2 separate regions of the Homo sapiens genome follow, and region 1 is linked to region 2. A link is a contact called in ENCODE Hi-C data. All regions are on one chromosome and are shown on one strand. Each heading gives the region's core, a stretch centred on a gene start or an enhancer-like site at or near the end of the contact. The rest is flanking DNA. Distances are from core to core; before and after follow the strand shown. Region 1 holds the start of LYSMD2 (LysM domain containing 2). Region 2 overlaps USP8 (ubiquitin specific peptidase 8).

Region 1 (3,215 bases), core at 132-2,631, 1.3 Mb before region 2:
GTACTGGAAGAGTGTTACCATTGGAGGGAATAACATGCAAGGTATGAAAGTAGGAACAAGGAGGCCAGTTTCAGAGGCTCTGTTTGGCAGGAATATGTAGAGTATACAGAATGAGTTATAGATGGGGTATGGTCAGACCATGAATAATAAAAATAGAAATAATAGCTTGAATGCCAATGTAGGTTTTTAGTAATGCTGTTGTCCCCAGAGAGCCATTGTAGGAGTTTTGAGTGGGATGGTGTTGTGGAAGCTTGCTCCTCTCCCATCCTTTCTCTCCTGAGCAATATTAGCTTTGCCTCTGTCCAGCACAGCAACATACCAAAACTTCAGCCAACGAATCAAACCCCCAGGCTCCGGACCTTCCTACAAGGTACCTCTTCTTGGAAAGCTGTCCAAAATAACACAGAAACCAGGCACTAGATGCTAGTAAATGTGTACCCACTCTGTGTATAATACAGTGTGTTGAAAGGGTGTTCAAGAGTAGACGGTGTTCAAATGAAGAGTACAGATAAGAGGTCTTTGGTGGTTATAATATTAATAGCAATACGGGGCAGGGAGATGCGATTTCAGGGTGTCAAAGAATAAACTGACGAAGAGAAGATGAATGCAGACAGTAAATTCCAACTACTGAGCCTGGAGAATGAATTGTATGTGGCCAGCCTTTCGAGGCAGCCAGGACTTAAATTGGCACTAGTGTACAAAGTGTGAAACCCGAACAACTAGGGGGGTTATTTTGAGGCCACCCATTAGGCCTTAGAAGCACTATCCCTCCTAGTGCAATGTTGAAAGGACTGGACTCTGAGGCTGTTGAGATGGACCTGGAGAAGCTGTCTGTGTGTGTTTGATGATCTTAAGTTTTACTGTGACGTGGACTTTGAGGTCACTGGGGTGGGGGGAGGGAAGTACCCTTGGCATTGGCAGAGCTGGAAGGTCTGTGCAAGCTGGCTCCTGCTGGGGAATCAATAAAGGAGGCAGAGCAACGCTTTTTTTTTTTTTCGCCGTGGCCAGGGCAGGGTTCTGCCAGGGCTCTATCGCCAATGGAGCAGGGGTCCACCTGGGGCCTAGGACGCCTGCAGATAGCCCTCTCTTAGCCCCAACGGCCGCGGGCTTCAGCGCTCCCCGGCTCCCTCGCTCTGCAGGGTCTTCCCGGTACCGGCAGGCCGCGGCGGGAGCTGCTTTCGCTCTTAACCTTGCAGGTGCGTGTGCCGCGGGCGCCCGGGGCAGGCAGGACGCAGAGGAGGAGGCGCCCGCCATGCCCGGCCTGCGGCTCCCCGCCTCGGCTTCCCGTCCGCCGCCCCCGCGGAACGGCCTGCTGCAGCCCCTGTGAAGAGGAAGAGGCGGCGGCGGCGGCGGAGGAGGAGGAGGCGCCGCCCCCTTGGCAAGCTCCCCGACCCGGCGGCCTCGGCAGGACCCATGGCGGATTCCTCGCCCGCACTGTCCCTGCGGGAAGGCGGCCCCCGCGCGCCGCGGCCCTCGGCCCCCTCGCCGCCGCCGCGCTCGCGCTCCGGCTCCGAGTCCGAGGAGGCCGAGCTGTCGCTGAGCCTGGCCCGCACCAAGACCCGCTCGTACGGCAGCACCGCCAGCGTGCGGGCGCCGCTGGGCGCCGGCGTCATCGAGCGCCATGTGGAGCACCGGGTCCGCGCGGGCGACACGCTGCAGGGCATCGCGCTCAAGTACGGTGTCACGGTGAGCAGGGCGCGCCGCCGCGGCCCGGGCTGGCAGCTACCGCGCAGGAGGCGGTGCGGCTCGGGGTGCGGTGGGGGTGGGGGTGGGACTGCGGGTGGGGGTTTGGGGGATGGGGAGTCGCAGGGACGGCCGTGCGTCCCCGGGCGGCTCGGCTCCCAGGGCTCGCTCAGCGCGCGCTGCTGGCCACCGCAGTGGTCGCCAAAGCTGGTCCTGCAGCGGGAGGGGCGGACCGCCAGGGCTCCCTCCCTAGGTAGCTGCATCGAGTTCCCGGTGCCCCGCCCAGGCTCAGACTAGATCTGTCGCGTGAGGGAGGCCGAAGAGGACTAGGGCTTTGGCATCCCCGTGAACCACCTTCACCCAATTTGCAGGCCCCATCACACTACTCTATATTTACGCAAAGCCCAACTGAGGTGAATTTTGTTGTCTGTGAAAACAAGCTCCGTGATGAGTCAGGAATGGTGCAGTTGTTCCTACTGGGTGGTTCTGGTTCTATCGATTATGCTTCTTTATGTAGAAGTGAAATTACACCCTCTGGGCTCACTGGCAACCGCGAATGTGACACCTGTCGCTAAGCAGCAGCCAAGAACTGTGGTGAGCTGGAGGGCTGCGTTTATTACAAATTTATAAGTGTGTGTGTCTTGGGTGTATAGCATTACACCTCTGGGAAGAACATGGAAACCTGAGGGAACAAATTGTTTCATTAAAATTACTTATAATTAACTGTGAGCTATGTGATGGCCTTTTTACATTTGGGATCTGTATCAGTTTTCAGTGTTCTTTCCTGAAGCACCTTAGACAGCAATGGGAAGAAAGAGGATCTTATCTATATCTTTCCCTTAAAGTGAAACTCTTTCTGGCCCTTTACCGAATGAAGGAGCATCAGTATGAAGGAGAATGTATTTTGCATATTTAAGCCGGTATATGTTTACCTATCAGGTCCTTCTATCTTTGAAATATTTTGAAAGGGACCTTGCTGTGCAGTCATGTATTGACTCTATCATGCCATGGAGAGCCCCATTCTGCCCTCTTGGGAGTTCTATACATGTGAACATAGAGCTACAATTCTCTATGTGCCTTAATGGGGCCTGGTTTGAGTCAGAGGCAGAGGAAAGCGAAGTTGGGAAATACCAGTAGCTACCCTCTGCTGAATGCCTCCTGTGTGGCAGGCATTGCGTTTGTCTTGTTTCATCTTTATCTTATTTAACTTTCACAATAAGCCCAGGAGGTAGGTGTAATTAATCTTTTTACAGATGAGAAGATGGATGAGAGGTAAGGATATTTTCCAAGTATGATCATTCATTGAGACCAGCTTGAATTAACAGTGATAAAGCATTTGCTTTCCTCTAGATATTACTTTTGATATCCATCCTTATTTTTATCTTAGTCTTATCAGGAGCTCTCTCAGCATCCTGGCTACTGAAGGAGGACAGTCTTTTCTATCTGGTTTTCAGGCATCTTGCCTTACTAGGCTAGTGACAGCACCTAAAAATCTATGACATGCAGAAGAGTGTTATTTCCCATGCTGTCTT
Region 2 (3,080 bases), core at 50-2,549:
TACCATAAAAATTTTAAAATACAATTCTAATTTTATCTAGAATTCGCTACACTAATATTTTCAATACATTTTCTTTCCCCACTTTTTCAGATAACCCTGAAAGAATTATTCATAAGATGACTTTTTGATAAGTAATAAAATGTAGTGTCCTTCTCTACTATTGAGAGAGCTTGCTAAATTAATGTTTTATCTAAATCTCAATTTTTTTTTTTTTTTTTGAGACGGAGTCTTGCTCTGTTGCCCAGGCTGGAGTGCAGTGGTGCAATCTCAGCTCACTGCAACCTCCACCTCTCAGGTTCAAGCAATTCGCCTGCCTCGGCCTTCCAAGTAGCTGGGATTACAGGCGCCTGCCACCACACCTAGCTAATTTTTTTTTTACGTATTTTTAGTAGAGATGGGGTTTCACCATGTTGGCCAGGCTGGTCTTGAACTCCTGACCTTGTGATCCACCTGCCTCTGCCTCCCAAAGTGCTGGGACTACAGGCGTGAGCCACTGTGCCCAGGCTTTTTTTTTTTTTTTTTTTTTTTTGAGACAGACTCTTGCTCTGTCGCCCAGGCTGGAGTGCAGTGGTGCGATCTCGGCTCACTGCAACCTCCGCCTCCCAGGTTCAAGCGATTCCCCTGCCTCAGCCTCCCGAGTAGCTGGAACTACAGATGCATACCACCACACCCTGCTAATTTTTGTATTTTTAGTAGAGATGGGGTTTCACCATGTTGGCCAGGCTGGTCTCAAACTCCTGACCGCAAGTGATCCACCTGCCTCAGCCTCCCAAAGTGCTGGGATTACAGGGGTGAGCCATTGCGCCCAGCCTAAATCTCTAACATTTTCTAGTATAAAATAAGAGTGAAAATACAAGTTTCTAAGGAAGTTCAATGACATACATTCAGTCCCTACCTCATCTAAAGGGTAAAAAATAGAAAATATCTTGTTAGTAAATTTAGCACCTCACATAGCTGAAGTACACTAGAGAGGCTGGGCTACAGAAAAATATAACAAAAAACAGAAAACAGTTCTGCAACTGGGCAAGGTGGCTCACACCTGTAATCCCAGCACTTTGGGAGGCCGAGGCAGGCAGACCACCTGAGCCCAGGAGTTCAAGACTAACCTGGGCAACAGGGTAAGACCTCGTTTCCACTAAAAATTAAAAAATTAGCCAGGTGTGGTGGTGCGTGTCTGTACTCCCAGCTACTCTGGAGGCTGAGGTGAGAGAATCAGCTGAGCCCAGGAAGTCGAGGCTGCAGTGAACCATGACTGTGCCCACCGCACTCCAACCTGGGTGACGGAAGTGAGATTCTGTCTCAGAACAAACAAAAAACAGTTCTAAGACAGAAGCAGATGAGATCCTCTGGACAGAGCAAATGAAAATGATCCTTTTACTGAAAAACAGGAAATGAACTACTGAATCATATGAAATAATGGCCTAAGTTACCTGAGCCTTTGCAGGGAGCGTCTCAGCCTGGACTTCTCTGCCTACATACTCCCTTTGGAAATGCAATAGAGACTCTGGAAATGGAAAAATCTCATCTGTTTAAATGTACTCACTACCTTCTCAAGAAGAGAAAAAAAAAGGCGGCTACAAAAATATTCCCAATTTTGTCATAGAAAAAAAATAACTATTAACTTCCAAAATAAAGCAAAAAGTAAACAAGACCATTAAAAAAAAAAAACTGGTTGGGCATGGTGGCTCATGCCTGTAATCCCAGCACTTTGGGAGGCCAAGGTAGGTGGATCACCGAGGGTCAGGAGTTCGAGATCAGCCTGACCAACACGGTGAAACCCTGTCTCTACTAAAAATACAAAAATTAGGCCAGGCGTGGTGGCGGGTGCCTGTAATCCCAGCTACTCGGGAGGCTGAAGCAGGAGAATCACTTGAACTTGGGAGGTGGAGGTTGCAGTGAGCCAAAATCATGCCATCGCGCTCCAGCCTGGGTGACAGAACAAGACTGTCACCTTAAAAAAAAAAAAAAAAAAAAAAACCTACCACACAAACAAAACAGCAAACAACAAAACTACCAAAGTTATCCAAATTTTAAGACTTTCAAAAATATTTACTTTAGTGAGCACCACTTACACTGCGTTTTAAGCAATTCCACTTTAACATATTTCACAGAGCGTGCAAAAACTTGTTTGAATTTAGGAAGGCCTCTGTCTCTTACCTGCAGATAAGTATGGCCAAAAATATTAAACAGTATTTTTCCCAGGGCAGGACTAATTCATCCATTGTGGACAGATGAATGAACCTCCAAATGCAAGGGGCCCCCTCTTCAAAGACAGATTTAAAACCTAGTAATTGGCCAGGCATGATGGCTCAAGCCTGGAATCCCAGCACTTTGGAAGGCAGAGGCAGGCGGATCATGAGGTCAGGAGTTCAAGACCAGCCTGGCCAATATGGTGAAAGCCCATCTCTACTAAAAACACAAAAATTAGCTGGACGTGGTGGTGCACACCTGTAGTCCCAGCTACTCGGGAGGCTGAGGCAGGAGAACCGCTTGAACCTGGGAGGCAGAGGTTGCAGTGAGCCGAGATTGAGCTACCGCACTCCAGTCTGGGCGACAGAGTGAGACTCCGTCTTTAAAAAAACAAAAAACAAAAAAAACCTAGTAACTATTATTAGAATAACTTTGCTAATGAGAAGAAATACCAGCAATGATTTATCACCATTAAGTAAAATATTAAAGTCATTCCTTAACAACCAAAAGTCACACTCCTCTAAAAATAAAAATAAGTGGCCAGGCACAGTGGCTCACAGGATCACGCCTGTAATCCCAGCACTTTGGGAGAACGAGAGGGGCGGATCACAAGGTCAGGAGTTCGATACCAGCTGGGCCAACATGGTGAAACTCCGTCTCTACTAAAGATACAAAAAAATTAGCTAGGCATGGTGGCAAGAGCCTGTAATCCCACCTACTCAGGAGGCTGAGGCAGGAGAATCGCTTGAACCCGAAAGGTGGAGGTTGCAGTGAGCTGAGAATGTGCCACCGCACTCCAGCCTGGGTGACAGGGCGAGACTCTCTCAAAGTAAATAAATTAAAAAAATTTAAAAAGATCATCAAAGAACAAACGAAATTTTGTTATTTCA

What was found. Hi-C counts contacts between places; a loop is a spot of excess contacts on that map. Pooled maps may share reads with other maps.
Region 1: a loop to region 2 is called in a pooled map, with 4 times the contacts of the local background. The contact joins the promoter of LYSMD2 here to the enhancer-like site in region 2. A Hi-C loop is called at or near these places in 3 of 37 single-sample maps with no recorded cell type and 3 of 50 pooled maps.

What each region holds. Positions count from the first base shown.
Region 1 is chr15:51,735,821-51,739,035 of GRCh38, reverse strand. It overlaps LYSMD2 (LysM domain containing 2), which reads left to right and starts at 1,381. Exons shown (of 3, transcript NM_153374.3): 1 at 1,381-1,686. The coding sequence starts at 1,414. RefSeq lists silencers at 1,063-1,502, 1,513-1,652, 1,723-1,932.
Region 2 is chr15:50,442,995-50,446,074 of GRCh38, reverse strand. The region is part of intron 3 of USP8 (ubiquitin specific peptidase 8); the gene reads right to left. Among named protein-coding and RNA genes, the nearest start is that of USP8, 20 kb to the right of the region's middle. RefSeq lists enhancers at 919-1,028, 1,149-1,238. Within about 2 kb of position 1,299, at least 4 of the 41 ENCODE cell types and tissues checked have a DNase peak (open chromatin) inside an H3K27ac peak, as active enhancers do.